Regions from separate parts of the Homo sapiens genome. Here region 2 is linked to region 1. The links are chromatin loops, found by intact Hi-C in ENCODE. Cell type or tissue: chondrocyte. All regions are shown on one strand. Each heading gives the region's core, and the rest is flanking DNA. Links, peaks and the distances in the headings are about the cores only. Region 1 overlaps TFAP2B (transcription factor AP-2 beta). Region 2 overlaps PKHD1 (PKHD1 ciliary IPT domain containing fibrocystin/polyductin).

Evidence for each region. Peaks named below come from ENCODE experiments on the same cell type or tissue, not always from the same donor. Only the 100,000 strongest peaks of a DNase experiment are listed, where the experiment ranks them.
Region 2: it touches region 1 in a loop (2.7-fold over the local background); 1 of 110 quality-filtered maps calls a loop at or near these places.

Annotation. Positions count from the first base shown.
Region 1 is chr6:50,820,369-50,825,749 of GRCh38, forward strand. It overlaps TFAP2B (transcription factor AP-2 beta), which reads left to right. Exons shown (of 7, transcript NM_003221.4): 2 at 3,039-3,497. Among named protein-coding and RNA genes, the nearest start is that of TFAP2B, 4.2 kb to the left of the region's middle. RefSeq lists enhancers at 3,304-3,831, 4,983-5,381 and a silencer at 3,897-4,026. In chondrocyte, for the core only: no CTCF peak of the experiment used is centred there; a DNase peak (open chromatin) is centred at 3,363.
Region 2 is chr6:51,615,663-51,621,043 of GRCh38, forward strand. PKHD1 (PKHD1 ciliary IPT domain containing fibrocystin/polyductin) reads right to left here. Exons shown (of 67, transcript NM_138694.4): 67 at 1-3,858. The coding sequence ends at 3,419. Among named protein-coding and RNA genes, the nearest start is that of PKHD1, 470 kb to the right of the region's middle. In chondrocyte, for the core only: CTCF peaks have their summits at 3,081 and 3,301; no DNase peak of the experiment used is centred there.

The DNA of each region.
Region 1 (5,381 bases), core at 297-5,296:
GCGCCTGGCGCCCACACCTCCTGCCCCCCCCCGAATCCTAATGTTGGGGTGTGTGTATGTGTGGAGGTATGTAGGAGAGAGGAGGAGGAGATAAGAGAGGAGAGGGAGAAAAGCAGGAGAGAGCGCGAGAGAGCAGAGAGGAGAGAGATTGGTCTTGTTGCTGAATGATGCTTGGGGTTTTCCTTTTCTCTTTGTGGTTGTGTATCGACTGTAACGAAGAGCCGCGCCTACGCGCCTGGTGGGGATTGTTTCGGTTCGGCCTCCTTTTCTTTCCTTAACAGGCGGGATAATGGTAAAGTCCAAGGCGCTAGAACTGTCCTAAAGAATATTAGCGCCCAAAGTGGGCATGACATTAGCAAGCACGGGGCCATGGTGAAAACAGCTCAAGCTATATGCATGCAGAGGCATTTCAGTGGGTTCTAAAAAGTAACCAGGGTAACATTCGTTCTTTACAGAAAGTAAAGTAGCTAAATGGAAAAGGAAGGAGGGAGAGAAGAAAGGAGGGAGGGAGAGAGGAAGAGGGAGGGGTGGAGTGGAAGGGAGGGAAGAGAGAAGAGAAAAGAGGGGAGGGAGAGAGAGAAAGAGAAATAAACAGGGAGAGAGAGGGAATATTACAGGTGGTCCTATCTGCCTAAATTTTCTGCTCAAAAAACAGAATCCGCAGCTCGGTGGAAGGAGCCTATTTAAGTCTGGACTAAGGTTGAACTTTAACAGAAATGGCAGTCAGGCCAGTTGAACGGGTTCCTGAAACATCCAAAAAGGTTTTCTGTTGCCCCTGGCTTTGCCTGGAAAGGATAAGTTTAGTGTATTTGAAGATTGATGGCGTATGTTTTAAATTGAGGTAAAAATCGCAAACTATGTGAGCACTAAACAGGAAAAGGCTGCACAGGAATGAAAAGCCTCCATCTCGCTTCTGTCCTTTAACAAATGAGCATAATCTTCCACATTTAGCAAAAGTCTGCAAAAGTCACTGTAAATAACCAGGCCCACCAATTTGCCTTTCTCTCGCCTCCAAATGATGAAGCAACCCTTTTTATTTTGTTTTTGTAATCCTCACACAAAGCACCCAAGGCGACCAAGTCCTCCGGATTAGGGAAGTCTCTCTCCAGGTAGGAGGACACCTCCATTCTATACAACCTCCCAGCACTGTTCTCCCTCACTGCCTTATCCAAAGGAGCAGGGGCTGCTTTACTCGTGTCCCCGGCACAGTTAATTGAAGTTCTGCCTCTTTCCTGCTAAACTTTTTCCCCAGTCTGCCTTTGCCAGCCCCCTCGTCTGATTACATCTAGTAATTCTCCACTGAATGAACGTCATTTACAATAGTAGGGGAGCTCTGCGCTCGCTGCTGCTTCACGCTCCATTTGTCCTCTATTCTCCCTTTAAAGTACTCGTGTAATATTAATAGTCATGAATATCAATTATTATGAGGCGGTGTAGGCAAGCGGAGGGAGGAAGGGGCGGCCGAGCAGTCTGAGCCCAGCTTCGGGTGAAAGAGGACTGCATCTGGAGCCCCGAAGAACGGCAGAAGAAAAGAGGCCAAAAAGACAGCAAAGAGACAGATGAATAGTTCTGTCTGTGTGTGACAGGCATCGCCAATCTTGTTGGGGTGGGGGGCGGGTGTAATTTTTTTTTTTTTTTTTTGATGGCTTGTCCTGGAAACACATCAAGCTCAGCTCCTGTGTCCAGCTCGCTTCTCTGCTGGACTCCTTGATTTTTTTTTTAATCATTGTTTGATTTTGAGCAGTAACCAGGCTTTTTTTTCCAGATGTTAGTCCACACCTATTCATCCATGGTGAGTTTGGATTCACGTGTTACCAGAATTGCATGCTCCCTCCTCTCACTGTCTCTCTGTCTCTGCGTCTCTGTGTGTGTGTGTGTCTCACACTCTCTGTCTCTCTCTGTCTTCCTTTGAGCGCCTTTGGCTTGGTAATTTAGCACCATAATTGGACGAGGCTGCAGCTGCTTCTCTCTGCATTGTGTGTTCTCCGTCTGAGCTCCATGAGTCAGCTGGGAGGGGAGAGGCCGAAAAGAAAAACTTTTTATTTGCCATTGCTGTTTGGAAATTTAGGTGACTATTTCTGCAAAAAGAACCATGGGGAGTTTACCATGATGTTTCCAGAGAAGAGAGGGAGAAACAAAGTCCACCTCCCTCATATACACACCTCCCCCTTCTTCTTTCACTTAGTTCACACTCCAGATAGGACCAGGAATAAGTTGTCTGGGCTTTTATTTCCCCCCACCCCAACTTTAGTTCCTTCATTTTCACATCCTGAGTATAACAGCATTAGATATAGAAAAACAGTCTTAGAAATAACTCCTATGAACCACAACTCAACTTAATTCATCATTGGCTTAGGATATGATTTCGAATGAGATCCATTTCAATGAAACACTATTTAAGTTATTTAATTTCTCCTGGAGAGGGAGGAGTGACTGGGAACTCAGACCAGGTGGATTCCTTGGAGCTCTTGGAATGATCAGGTTGTGTGGAAAGCTCCTCCTAATCAGCCAGCTGCATTTCCAGCGAAGGCAGAAGTTGGTTTTTAATCAGGGGGAGCAGCACAGCAAATACTATGAAGTTTTATTTGTTGTGATTTGTACCTCTGGAAGAGTTAGAAAAAAGTAGTTAAAAACACCCAGAGGAGCAAACACCATATGTAAGACTCCTACAATTTTAATTAAGGCATTTAGAATCTCCCTCCATACACACTGTTCCTGTACCCCTGCCTTTTGCCTGCTTTGCACTCCCCAAAAAGCGGCTAAAATGTTATAGTTAAGTGGGTGATTCCTTTCCCATTTTCTCCCCAAGCCTGGGGTTTGAAATTGCTGAAATCATGTGGCCCTCTGAGTCAACTTGGGGGTCTAAGTTTCAGATCCTTGCTTCCCTTGTCCCGGGAAGAGCGTACAAAAGCCGGGCTTCTCCATTTGTCACTTGTATTTTTTTTCTTCCTCTCTGTACTCTCTGTCTCTCTCTGCCTCTATCTCTCTTTCTCTGTCTCCTTCTCTGGCTCTCTTCCCCTTCCTCTCTCCGCTCCCAGGACCGGCACGATGGTGTCCCGAGCCACAGCTCGCGGCTCTCCCAGCTGGGCTCGGTGTCCCAAGGACCCTACTCGAGCGCCCCGCCGCTGTCCCACACCCCGTCGTCGGACTTCCAGCCGCCCTACTTCCCACCCCCCTACCAGCCGCTCCCCTACCACCAGAGCCAGGACCCCTACTCCCACGTCAACGACCCCTACTCCCTGAACCCACTGCACCAGCCCCAGCAACATCCCTGGGGGCAACGGCAGCGGCAAGAAGTGGGTTCGGAAGCCGGCTCTCTCCTGCCCCAGCCTCGGGCCGCCTTGCCCCAGCTCTCGGGCCTTGACCCCCGGAGGGACTACCACTCGGTCCGCCGGCCGGACGTGCTGCTGCATTCGGCGCACCACGGCCTGGACGCGGGCATGGGTGACAGCCTCTCGCTGCACGGCCTCGGCCATCCCGGAATGGAAGACGTCCAGGTAACCACAAACAAACAAACAAACAAACAAAAAAGACCACGAATAAGGAATGCTTCTGGAGGGGGGGAGGTCAGGAGAGGGCAGCTCTGTCTCTTTTTGGGGAGTTTGTTCCCATGTTTAGAACAGGACTAGACAGTCATATAGAACTGTTTATGTGTGTCTGTATGTATGGCTCTATAGTGGCGATTTCCAGAGGTCTAATTATGATCATCCAAACCACGAGAAATTAAATCTTGAAGAAGAAAAATATGTATTTGCTTTGATACCTTAAGATTATTAGAATAAAGGCGAATGCTTTTGTCCTGCCTCAGCTACCATCTCCTGCATATTCTCTAGTGCTTTGTGGAAGCCAGCTTGGTACCCCTTCTTTACCAACACACACACCCCATAGTGGGGCTGTCCTGCTGACTTGGCAGGTGAAGACCTGGCTGCCTAGAGGCTAGAGCTTCAGAATGAAGTTCCAGGGGCCTCTGTATGCTCCAGAGGTTGCTGCTGAATTTGCAAAGATTTTGCTAAGCATGACAATGAGCTCTGATCATCTAAGCCAGGTCTTGCTTTGAATGTCTCATAAGCCACAGAGCTTTTTTCCAAGAGATAGTTGCAGTCCTCATCTGAGAAATAGAATATATGTGAAGGAGAAACTCAGAACGCCATAATTCAGGAGTCCATGATGGTAGATACCATTTTGGAAATTCTTTTCACTTTTTGGTTCATTAAGTGACTGTAGTGTAATATTCTCCACCTCCCTCTCCTGGCCTCCGCCTATATTAACACTCTTCTCTCCCCACTGCCATCATCCCAGTTGAGAGGCATCACGTGTTTATTTCTTAAAACAAAAGGCTCAAAACACTCCCCCTACCCACCCACTATCCCATCTGCAGTCTACACAATGGAGCCTGATTTGGTTGAGAATACTTGGTTAAACTAAACAAAGAAACATCAAAGAAATGATTCCTAAAAACTGTTTGGGTGATTCTGAGCAGGTCTGCTTTTTCACCCTAAGTTAAATAGTTGGCAGAAAAGATAAATATAGTTTACAGGTATGTAATTGACACTTCAGTTTCATTGGCATAGTTGTATTTATTATGCATCCTTTGACATACCTCTGAAGCAAAGGAAAATAAAATGGGAAAGAGAAGAGGGTGCAAGAGTCATTCTTCTGTACCTTGCTGAAAAAAAATAGTTTTAAACAGTTAAAATGTGGTGACAGCATCAAATGCTGTCTGTGTGTGGTCTATGATTGTTTATTGTTTTAAAAGAAATTCAGTTATTTATTTTTTTAAAAAAGACGGAATTACCTGATTTGTGCCTGGATTTACTGATAGTAATAAGAGTGATGATGGTTTTGTTGATTTAACTGAGCTTGACTGTTCCTGGCTAGAGATATTGCTCATTTCTGAATATCATATGAAAAAGGAAGTATTTAATAGTTTTTTTTTTAATGCATTGGGGTAATATGTGTCTCGAGGGGAAAAGTTTTTAAATTAACCTTTCTGAGTATGGTTCAAAGTGCTGGATAATGAAAGTGGATCAACTCATCACCATTACTGTTGATGATGCTAATGCCGGCCCTGTTACCACCACCCTACAGGCCAAGTGACTCTAGCGAAGGAACTCAGAAATTTTTCCCCCAAAAGAAGGAGCAGTTTTCTTTAGTTAAATGTTTTTAAAGAAATAATTGAGAGAGGTCTTTTTGTGTTTGGTGAAATTCAAAGTCTGAGAGAAAAACAGGGCCAGATCAGTGCACATTTGGGAGAATAGTCTTGTCAAAGCGTCGGAAAGGATTTAGTGTTTATGTGAACGGAGCACCTCGGGGCCAAGTTGTTGCTGTCGGGAATACAGACCACAGAGGTAGAGAGCTGAAAGGAGAAAAGCAGCAGGCAG
Region 2 (5,381 bases), core at 250-5,249, 800 kb after region 1:
TACTCATTTTTGCATATAGTTTGCAGGCATTTCAATGTATAGTAATTTCATATATTTGGAGTAAGACTGATAGATGGAAGGGAGTCATTCAACTAAATTGTTGAAAGGGGAAGGCCCTGAGAGAGCTCAACTGTTCTTGGTCCTTGGTGGCCTCACTGGGCAGTAACAAGGGCAAGTCTATTGAAGGGCAAGTTCACCTTGATCAGATAAGCTGAGTCTCGCACTCTGGAAGAGACTTGAAGTTCTGTTGGTCAGGTACTTTCCCTGAACACAGTCCCTGCCCCCCAAAAAATGTCCCCCTCCCCAAACAAAAAGCATGGAGAAATGGTCAAAACAACCGTGGCTCCATATATACTTCTTTCTCAATTTTGAAATCTATAAATATTTATAGATGTTCTTTATTTGACAAATAAAAATTGTATATATTTATCATGTACAACTCGATAGTTTGAAATATGTATACATTGTGGAATGGATCAGTTGAACTAATTAACATATGTATCACCTCACACACTAGCATTTTTTGTGGTGAGAACACTTAAAATGTACTTTCAAACACTTTTGAACTCTCTAGAATTTTAGCTTGTCCAATCTCTTGAGAGAAATGAGTCCATCAATACAGAAAATCAGCAATGGGAGGCAAGAAGAGATTCTTTGAACTAACACAGGAAAAAAGCACATCTCAATATTTATTTAGATAAAGGGTGTAGATTGTCACTGCTGGGAAATATTTGCTGGGTTACCCATGTTAACGATCTGAATAAATTTAGAGTTGGCCTACAGTGGTGCTCAAATTGGCTCATCTCCAGACATGAATGAACATAGAGCTGCTCTCTTTGCTTTTGGTGTTTCCCTAATTCTCTCATTTTTTTTTTTTTTTAGGAGAAAGAGGAGTAGCTTAACTATGGGTTGAGGAATTTTAGCTAGATGCCAAAATTCCATGCCACATGCTAGAGCCTGGCAAGTTACTGAAGATGTTTATAGCTGCTATTTAGGCCCAAAGAGTCAATTCTGGCCTCAGGGATCACAGGCTTTTCTGGGATGGAATTAGTAAGATAATTATGGTTATTCCTACGCAGAGGGATAGGATAAAACATGCCTCCCAGAAAGACTGGTCTTGTGACACATAGAGGATAAATAAGAAGATAATAAAAATTGGAAGAAGGGTAAAGAAGGGGCAGAAATAACAGAGCTGGCAGCTAACTCTTTGTGAAGGGCGAAATAGAATGAAGAGTCATGACTGACTTCTAGATTTCTGGTCTGAGTGCAGTGATGTCATTCATTGAGTTGGAAAAAAACACAAGGAGAAGTAGGTTTTTGGGCTGTGTTAACTTCATAGTAACTATAGGATAACCTACTGGATATTCTCACTAGGCAGCTAAATGCATGGTATAGAGCTCAGGAAAAATACCTGTGGAAAAAAAACTTAAAAAGTGGTGAAAGAATCCGAGGAAATGAAAGAAAGCATGTGCAGGTAAACTGAGGCAGGGCAAGGACTAAGACTGCTACCATTTTATAAACCTCAAAAGCCTTCACTTCTGAAATGTTTTTTTCCAAAAAGCTTACGGCTCTTTGAGGATCCAATGAGTATACTAAAGTAGAGATTGCAAAGGCAAATGACTTCAAGACCGAGAATCTACAAAAAAAGATAAATAACTGGTTATAACAGGGACTAATTAAACTAGGGAAGGCATGTTCTGCCTAAGTCATTCGAGTTTTTTTTTGTTTTTCGTTTTTAATTCTGTTGGTGCCCAAGCAAAATACATCATCTACAAAGAGGACTTACTCAGCATGGCAGCCAGCTTGTGCCTCCAGAGTAAACGTCTATAAACCAACTTCTTGCAAATCATTCCCTGAACACAGATAGCCTGGATTGAAATCTCCTGGAGAGCACTGACCTTAACATCTACTTATATTTTCTTCCAAATCCAACACAGTGACCACAGAGAAGGCTACCTACCTCCTTTTAGGGACAGCCTGAAGATCTGCAATACTCACCAGATGCCTAAAGAAGAGGTTAAAACATTTCTGCCAATTCTTAGTAGGGTGAGACACACCTGCCCCTTGATGCCCTGCAGACATAACAGCTGTCTGCCAGTACTTCTCATAGAACTAATTCAGGGCATCATTATTTAGAATTCAGCAATGAAAGAGTGTGTTTCCTTTCTCTCTTCCAATGCAACTACACAACAACCCCTTAACATTGTAGAGATTGGAAAATCCTGGTTTTCAGGATTTTCAGGAAAATCTGAGAGCAATCTCTTTTTGGAAGCTCTCCACATTCCTGCGATCTTTTCTTTACATGCTTGGAGCATAAGGCCTTCTGGATCCAGAGCCAAGGACACAGTCAGGCTGTTTAAAGTATTCTTCAGTTTGAAAAGAAATGGGCCCCGTACAAATGTGTGAATTTGGTGAAATTGCCTTTAACAACCTTACCAAATGTATCAATACCAGGTGAGCCTTTGTTCTGATCTCCATTTAAACCCCCTGCACAGCCTAGAGCAGTTGCATATGACATAATCTCTCCTCTCCTTAGTATCACAGCTTTATGCATCATCTTCTCCAAAAAGCAGCTTTTTGATAAAGGACTTGGCCACTTGGCTTTCTCTGATCTCCCAATGTAGTTCTTTTCCAGTTGTAAATGTGACCCAGCTACTAACAGAGAGAATCACTGAAAAATAGAACAGTGGTCATACAAAATTTCCTTTCCCAAATTTGGCATTTTTACATCTTTGTCCTTAACTAAACTCTCAGCAAAGCCCATGAGAATATCAATTTTCATGTGTAAATCCTCATGAAGTGCAAATTTGATACGCTCACACTACTGTAGGTTCTCAATAATGATTGAATTTAAACCATGAAATAAAATCCACTTGTAAAAAGCCAGGAAGTTGCCTTGTGGTTGGAAGGTAAGCTCTGACAGATCAGGGAGCAGGGTGTTGAACTGTCCCTTCAAATGCTACTACAGGATAAAGAAATGCTTTTCTGTAACAGTGTGGAATTAAACTGTAGCTGACCAGACCTTTTCATGATCCCTTCTATAAAAGAAGCTCAAAGCATTGTGGGTGGTCAATCCAGAGAATGCTTAATAATAACCCCTGCTGGTATAAGTCAGTATTACACCATTATCAAGTTGTTAAAATCAGGCTTAAGTTAAAAACTGGTAAATAATTAACAAGTGCCATTATTTGCCTAGCATTGAACTAGGATCATGATAGCTGCAAAATATGTATGAGACATTTTTCAGTCTGTAAGCATTTATATGACTGTTTTCCATTTTAAAGTTGAAAAAGGGATTCAGAGTCCACATTCTCTCTTCTTAGTTGTCCCAGCAGGACAGTCCTCACTTCCCCAGCTTATTATCCAGAAATACTGGGAACATTCTGCCTTTCAGGCCAAATGCCCCCAACTTCCCTGATCACAGTTGCTCCTGAATAGTTTCCGGGTGTACTGAATGAAGGCAGAATGCCTCAGTGGCCCCGCAGGAGGCTTTCTTCTCTTGGGAAAGCCCCAAGCTGCCACTTTGCTTACTCAGCCGACTTTGCCCTGGCAACTGCTGCCTCTCTTGTCTGAAGTCTGGGCATAGCAGCAGCAGCTGATTTTGGCCTGCCAGCTGGTATCTGAGCAACTGCTCTTGGCCCTCCTTCCAGTTCCCAGTCTCTTGCAGGTACACCTGCTGAGCAGGAGCACCTGGAGCACAGATGTGCCCATGGGATGTGATGCCAGTAGTACCAGGAGCAGGCACAGCAGCCTCTTCCTCTCGGACAATGTGGCGGCTAACTTTCCTTCTGGACACTCCATTCATCAACTGGTGGGGGCACTGGTTCACCTTGCCCAGCATGACCTTCATTCTCATATCTGGGGGGAAAAGAAATAGGGGAAGAAATGGATTTAGTTTTCAACCAGTTAATTACACATTTTGCATACTTAGCATTTCTGACAAGATATTGTCAAATCAAAGATTGAATTACATCAGCTCTTTGATTTCCAAATATCTTTTATCAGACACTCCAAATATGTAATAAAAAATTGGTAATACTTCTTCCTCAAAAAATACTTACATGATGTTGATAATTGAATGAGGATTTTTCATTGTAAGCGCTAGGCTTCAATGCAAAAACCAGACCATGGTCAGGCCTTACCAACTGGCCAACTCACACTTACCAACAGGCCAACTTACCAACAGGCCAACTTACCAACAGGCCAACTCACACCTGTGTTAAGAGATATGAACTATAAAAACCAGTCCTATCTAATACTTAGGCTCTTATACCAAGTTCACAATGTAAATATCTTTGGTATTATAAAAACATGAATATAAATATTTGCAGAAATAATCACATAAACATCTATGTATATGAGTGTGTACATGTATGGTTGCATAACAGTAGAAAGAGAGATGGCACATTACACTCAAGTCACAAAATTAGGCCCAAGTTCCCCTTCTCCTGCTATCTGGCTTCATGACTTTCATCCTTTCAGCCTCTCTGGGCTTTAGTTGCATAATTTAATTTATTCTCAGGTGCTACTTCAAAATTTACTAAAATATATTTATTTTAACAATGTTGTTTTAATTGATTTCCTCTTTGACATTTTATTTGTCTCTTATTTTTCTATTAAACAGACCTAAACATCAACTCAGAAGAGTACAATATACATAAACAGATGATCTAGGCACCATATAATACTGTGTAAAGATAAAGACTGCAATGGAAAGTTAAGAATGTTCAGTGGGATACATGCATGGGAGTATACCATGCATGCAAAGGTCACTATTCATATGCCTTACAGTGAGAAAAAGGTTGAACTTGTCCTAAACCCTGGGGGGTAGATGGTAATACTGTCATCTACTTTTACTACGTTTACTGTCCCTGCTTTTCTCACATCTCACCACCAAATACATTAACCACGCATTTGTATGTATTGAAGATCCTTAACTTATTAAGCTTTTTGTTATTTTTTTCCTGAGTTCATTGAGAGCTGTCTTGGTTTGTGTTAGGAGATAGTAATCCTGTCTGATTCATACTATAAGAGACAGTATTGGGATAGACAATACCAATTTCCCACTTCAATTTAATCTGGAAAATGAGGTAAGGATGAGAGAAAGTAATAACATTATATATACATATATATATATGTATATATATATATATAATGCTTTTGATTTAGAGCAGTAAAAAAAGATAATCATGTTGTTCCTATTATTTCCATGACACATCTACTAATATTATGATAAGCCCATGTTATTCACATTTTCTGTCTCCTGTTCCACAGTCCATTTGTCTAGCATGTATCTTCTACAGCCATCAAACTATGGGATGATTCTCTTGCTTAGAGCTATAAGAACTTTCAGGTTACCCTAGTTTTCCTAAGGAACCTGC